Regions from separate parts of the Homo sapiens genome. Here region 2 is linked to region 1. The links are chromatin contacts, found by POLR2A ChIA-PET in ENCODE. All regions are on one chromosome and are shown on one strand. The core of a region is the stretch at or near the end of the contact, and the rest is flanking DNA. Distances in the headings are between cores, read along the strand shown.

Region 1 (2,683 bases), core at 128-2,627:
TACCACACAATTACTAGTGCGAACAGCGGCTCGGTGCAATCACCGTTCTGCACGGCAAAACGGGGTTCAGGAAGTTCCTAGGAGATACTAGCGGTTGTAGGAGCGAAAAAGTGACAGCACTGAGAACCTAAGGACCCCGCGAACGGGAAATGTCACGTTGGGTGCAGCAACTGAGAAAACGCCCAGTGGGCGCCACTGGCAAACGTGCTGATACAAAACCGCCAGCTCTGCATAGGAAGCGGAGCCTCCAGACAGAACCCGGAACCTGATACCAGCGAGGCTAAGACCGAGCTCGGCTCCCCGGCTCCTGAGAGAATGAAAGTCAAGAAGCACGAATCTGAGACGCTCAAAATTAGAAGAAAAAAAAAATACATAATTTAAAATAATGAAAGTCTGAAATGCAAGTAAAAATGAAAAACACATCGGTAACATTGTCCTCAGAGCAAGACACAAAAATAATTTTAAGGTAAGCAAAAGTTACAGAGAACCAACCCTACAAAGAAGAAATTACAAATATGGCTAAGCGATGCAATGCCTACCATTAGAATATTTCTGTCAGATCTAAACCCCTGCAGGTTGCTCCTGTCATAATTTCCTACGAGAAAAAAAACAAAAATATCCACGGTTAAACGTGTTTAGCTACGTCTAAAAAATCGTAGTAGCTGGTACATCCCGATTTGGTCTACAAGAGGAAAAAGTCTCGATGGGCAGGACTTGCTATTGTCAAAGGGAGCTTGGTAAAACTGAGACATCGCGATCGCCGGCATTTCCTGACTTCCACGGGAGTTTTAAAAACACACAAGCATAGCTAAGACAGGACTCGATATTGCGAAACCAAACTTGGTATAAGAGCTCCCAACACTGCTAAACTGGTCATCGCTAAACCTTTAAAAAAAAAAAAAAAGCATTCGCTGGTACCCAGATTTCCACAGGAGTTAAACATTTCCTGCGCAGCTAAAGCAAGTCTTACCAGTAGGAAACCGGAACTTGCTAGGACTAAGAAACTTGAGGCTAGGCTGACCCCATGGTTGTTATGATTAGAAATCCGAGGCCACTGGAAACCCGGAGCTGCTGACCAACGAGTCACAGGGTAACTTCGCCTTCGCATGGGGAAACGGGTGAGTTCCTACGGCCTAGATATCGCAGCCAGGGCTAGACCGGTGTTTGTCTTAAGTCAGGACTTGCTTGGGCTGAGAAAATACATTTTGGCTATTCCCCTACTTGGACAGAGGGTGGAAATCCCAGGCACCGCGAAATCGAAACTTGCTAGGACTAAGAAGCCAACGACGCGCGAAACCGTGGGGTCCTGCGACAGAGACGCCGGCGGCGCCGCCACAGGACTGCGTTCTGGAGGCCGAGCCGGAACCCGTGCGGCGGCGCTGGGAAGAGACTGTGCCCCTGCAGCTCCCCTGTCACCGGCTCCAAGGAGCGTCGGGCTCCCCCCGCCCAGCCCTGCAGCACCCATCCGGCAACGCCAGACTCGGCGCAACGGGGGCAGCTGCGACTTTAAATCTCTCAGATCCGCGGCCTGAGGGCTGCCGCCACCGAGAAATGGAGGCACAGAGCTGTGAACAAGAGACCACGGCTCGCCGAAATGGCGGTGCCAGGAGCCTGAAAGGGAATGCAGCCGGCGGGGTTGTCAAGGACAACATTTGTTTTGGCGCAACCAGCGGTGCCGTCACCAAGAAACCGTCGACTCTGAGAAAAAAAGAGAAGTTCGGCTACCGAGAAACTCCGTGCAGCAAGTGCTGTGACAGCAAAACCGCCGGCTTCGCGCCGCTGGCGAAAGAGCCAACGGAAACGCCGGGTGCTGCGACCGCGAAGCCGGCACTAGAGGGCCTCGGATGGAGAAAGCCCCGCACCGAGACGAGGAAACTGTGCACAGCACGACTAGCAGTTGACACAAACAGAAAAGTGTCTCGTCTGCTCTCTGGGAGAAAGCGTGGATCAAAACCAGCAACTCAGTGGAGAGAACCCCGCAGCCACTGAAGAAGTTGCCCACGTGGCGGTGGGGCCAGAGAAACACCGCGATTTCGACGACAGCCGTAGGGATACCACAGAGAAACATGCGCGGCCACAGAAGTACATCCAGCTCCGCGCAATCAGTGGTTCTGCGATCCAGAAACCGCCAGCTGGGCTAGACTAGAAACTTCTAAAAAACTGTCGTCCCATAGCAGCTTTCCTAACCACGACAGACAGTCGCCTTTAGAGAGCACCTAACGGTGCTGAGACCGGCCTGGGCCAGCAAAAGCGCAGAGCGGTGCCAGTGCCAAGAAACGCCCGACTTGGTGAAACCAACCTTGTGACCACCGATTCCACTGGCTTCGCAGGACGCAACGGGCGAAGGCGCGGCGGAGAAACCGCAGGCTCCCTTCACCGATTATGCTGCGGGCTGGGGATGGTGGGGGGCACCCGCGAAATTGTGAAACCAGCGGCGCTGGGACCCAGCGATCAGCTGCCCGTAGCAAATGTCTGTGCAGTTGCAAAAGATAATTTTTGGCCGTGAGAAGGTTGCCGCCAGAGAGCGTCCGATAACGCTGACAAAGGCGTGGCGTTGCCAGTGAGAAACAGCCGGCGCTGGGAAAGGAACGGTGCAGCGACCGACCAACTGCGCGCTCGGTGCCACCAAAGTGCTACTGGCTCTACCCACTCTGTCCCCCACGGGCTTAGGGAAGTCTGATGT
Region 2 (2,683 bases), core at 115-2,614, about 11 Mb after region 1:
TCAGAATTTTAGATCCAGCTCCATTCACAAGGCTATGCATTAACTGCAGTCACCATCCTTTCCCACAAGACCATCAAGCTCTGAAGCATTAGGAGAAACATTTTCTTTATGTACACTAAAATAAGCCCAAATACACAGATAACAGCACAAAGCCGGTCCGGCGTTTCTTGGCCATCAAAGCATGCACAGACTTTCTCAGTACAGCCTTAAGTGTAATTCCTAGAAGGCACTGGCAAATCTCTGCCAGGCCAATCTGCAGTCGAAAACCGAGTGCATGTGTCCAACAAGATGACAGGAGGGTCAATGTTTCTAACCGTCTACTTCAACTCTGCATGGCAATAGCGGTTCTGCCCAACATGGTAAACACAATAATCGTATAGGATCGAACACAAGTCTCTGTAAATGAGGATCCCCTTAAACGCAAACAAGCAACTCTGGGGAAATATAATTTCTGGAACAAAACATGGTGCTCGCATAATTCCACAAAGACACATAGAAGTCCATTTTTAAAATGATGTTCGGTCCCAGCACTGTGCTGACACTTTTCCCACCTAAACTTCTCAGCACAAGCCTGGCCTAAACAGCCGGGTTCCAATCCGTGCACAGTGGAACCGCGGCACGCACCCAAGACCGGAATGGTGGGGCTATACCTGTCCCTACTCAGTCCTGTTCGTGCCAGCCTGCGAGGTAGTTTAGACCCGTCTGCTTTATGGTAATGTGCTTTTAAAACCCCGCCACGACCGAGGTCATAGCTTTAGAGATTTAATAACAATCAAATGACCAGGGCTGCTGGGCACTTAGTGAGCCATTCTGGTTATGGCTCTTTAATAGCACCTGGAGTTCTGCTCCAGGGAGAGAGGAAAACTCCTGCTCCCCCGGAAAGAAAGTCCTCTGCGGAGAGCGCAGAGGGAAGCCAGGAAGCCGATCGCGGGCAGGGGACGCGCCGCCGCGGCCGCCCCATCTCTCAAGCAGCCCCAGCGCGACCCTCGCCCTGCAGCCGTGCTGGCCCAGGCCGCACCTTTACCTGTCAGCTCCACCACCCACCCGCCCTGGAGGCTGCCCCTCCGAGTCCAGGGAAAGGCTTACCAGCCGGCTGCGGGAGAAAGAACCCCAGAGGCATCCTATCCCAAAGAAAGAAAGCAAAAAGGCTGCTCCTCAAGGCAGGGGGCCATCGGGCACGCCGAGATCCGAGAGGCGACATGCCACCCCTGCCCTGCACCTACCAGATAATCCATGTACAGAAACGCCTCAGTTATTCGGAGATCAGACATCCGGCAGCCTAAAGCATCCGGAACGGCTCCGAACCCGGAAAAAAAAAGCAGCGTCTCTGGCTGCGAGCGAGCAGCTCCTGAAAAAGCCAGCAACAGCGAAAATAGCCGAAAGCAGCCGACTAGCCGGAGATTACACAAGGGGCGCGGCGATTGGCCAGGCGGGCGGGCAGAAGGAAAGAAGCGTGCTCATTGGCTGCGGCGCCTATAAAAGGCAGGCCCCAGCTGGTGGCAGGAGAGAAACGCGGGAGTGGTGGGGGATGTGGGTTCCTGTGTGCTGAGCGGAGGAGCCGGGGTGGGGGCGGTGCAAGCGGAAGAAAGAGCCAAGAGAGCGGAAAATCGGCTGGTGCTGTCGCCGCCCGAGTTTTGTGTTTCCACAGCTTTCCAGTTGGGTACAACGGAGCCGAACTCCGTGTTCCCGGGCTGGAGAGCCTTGGTGTCCCCGCCAACCCCCAGTAGGAAGCGAGCGCTGTAACATGGGAGGCGTGGTCGCCACTGATCTTGTCTCCCCCCAGAGCCTTCCTAAAGGCTCTGCCGCCACGAGACTGCACCACCGGGAAAGAAGTGTGTGAAAGTGTACTCCGTAAACAGGCAATCCTGTACGCGACTTAGGGGCAGAAAGACCCTCCGCACTTTTATCATTTGAAAGTAAGGTGGACGATTCCAGCCTGGTGTCCCTGAGGGTACACACAGGCCCCCCGCGCAGCCAGAGGTGACTCAGGAACCCCCCTTCCAACCCCTGCGTAGAACGCCGAACAGTCTTCGGAGAATTCGCTTTCCTCCACGTGAAAAGGAAAAGAAAAACATTTGAGGAGTCGCAGTAGTCACTTGTACTCCCCAAACACACGGGAAGAAGTTGATCAGTTTGCATGCTTGGAGTCAAATTACGCTCAGCACAAATCCAACGCCCCTGAATTAAATGAGCAGTAGAAGCTCTCTGCAAAAAACACAACAGTATTTGTGACCCGGTATTATTTCAGGAGGTAAAAACATCTATAAGCAGATGCATTTGGGACGTATGCATTTCCTGGTAATGTCAATATCGCATTAAGCTAGTGGGTTTGGGCAGGGAAAGCCTGAATCGGACAAGAAGCTGGCTTTTTTTTTTTTTAGGCTATAAATAACCAGACCATGCCAGACACATGTTCTTAGGCTATGTTCTTAGGCTCAGGTGATTGGAGTGCCCCCCCCCCCATCCCCACCCTCAGGGCTTAGGGAGAATGGAAGATAAGGTGGATGCTGTCACCTGTATTAATAGTTAGGGCTTGCATACATACAGTAAAGTTTCAAGAGTGAAACTTCATCGACTGAACTCTTTATGAAGTGACTGCCTGACTCTACACGCGATGTTTTAGGAGTTGAATTTTTACTTTCCCCCTGACACCTTTCTTTTTTGTATCCTCAAGAAACAAATT

What was found. ChIA-PET counts read pairs that join two places held with the same protein, here RNA polymerase II (POLR2A).
Region 2: POLR2A ChIA-PET joins it to region 1 with 12 read pairs in WTC11. The contact joins the promoter of ARL15 here to the promoter of ANXA2R-AS1 in region 1. POLR2A ChIA-PET finds 5 or more read pairs at or near these places in 2 of 52 experiments (WTC11 and activated CD8-positive, alpha-beta memory T cell).

Annotation. Positions count from the first base shown.
Region 1 is chr5:43,040,757-43,043,439 of GRCh38, forward strand. ANXA2R-AS1 (ANXA2R antisense RNA 1) reads left to right here and starts at 1,378. Exons shown (of 2, transcript NR_015447.1): 1 at 1,378-2,683. All of the region lies in intron 2 of ANXA2R-OT1 (ANXA2R overlapping transcript 1), which reads right to left. It also overlaps a transcript of ANXA2R not described here. RefSeq lists enhancers at 872-951, 1,422-1,711, 1,911-2,448, 1,932-2,141, 2,222-2,421 and 1 more.
Region 2 is chr5:54,309,209-54,311,891 of GRCh38, forward strand. It overlaps ARL15 (ARF like GTPase 15), which reads right to left and starts at 1,365. Exons shown (of 5, transcript NM_019087.3): 1 at 1,224-1,365. The coding sequence starts at 1,271.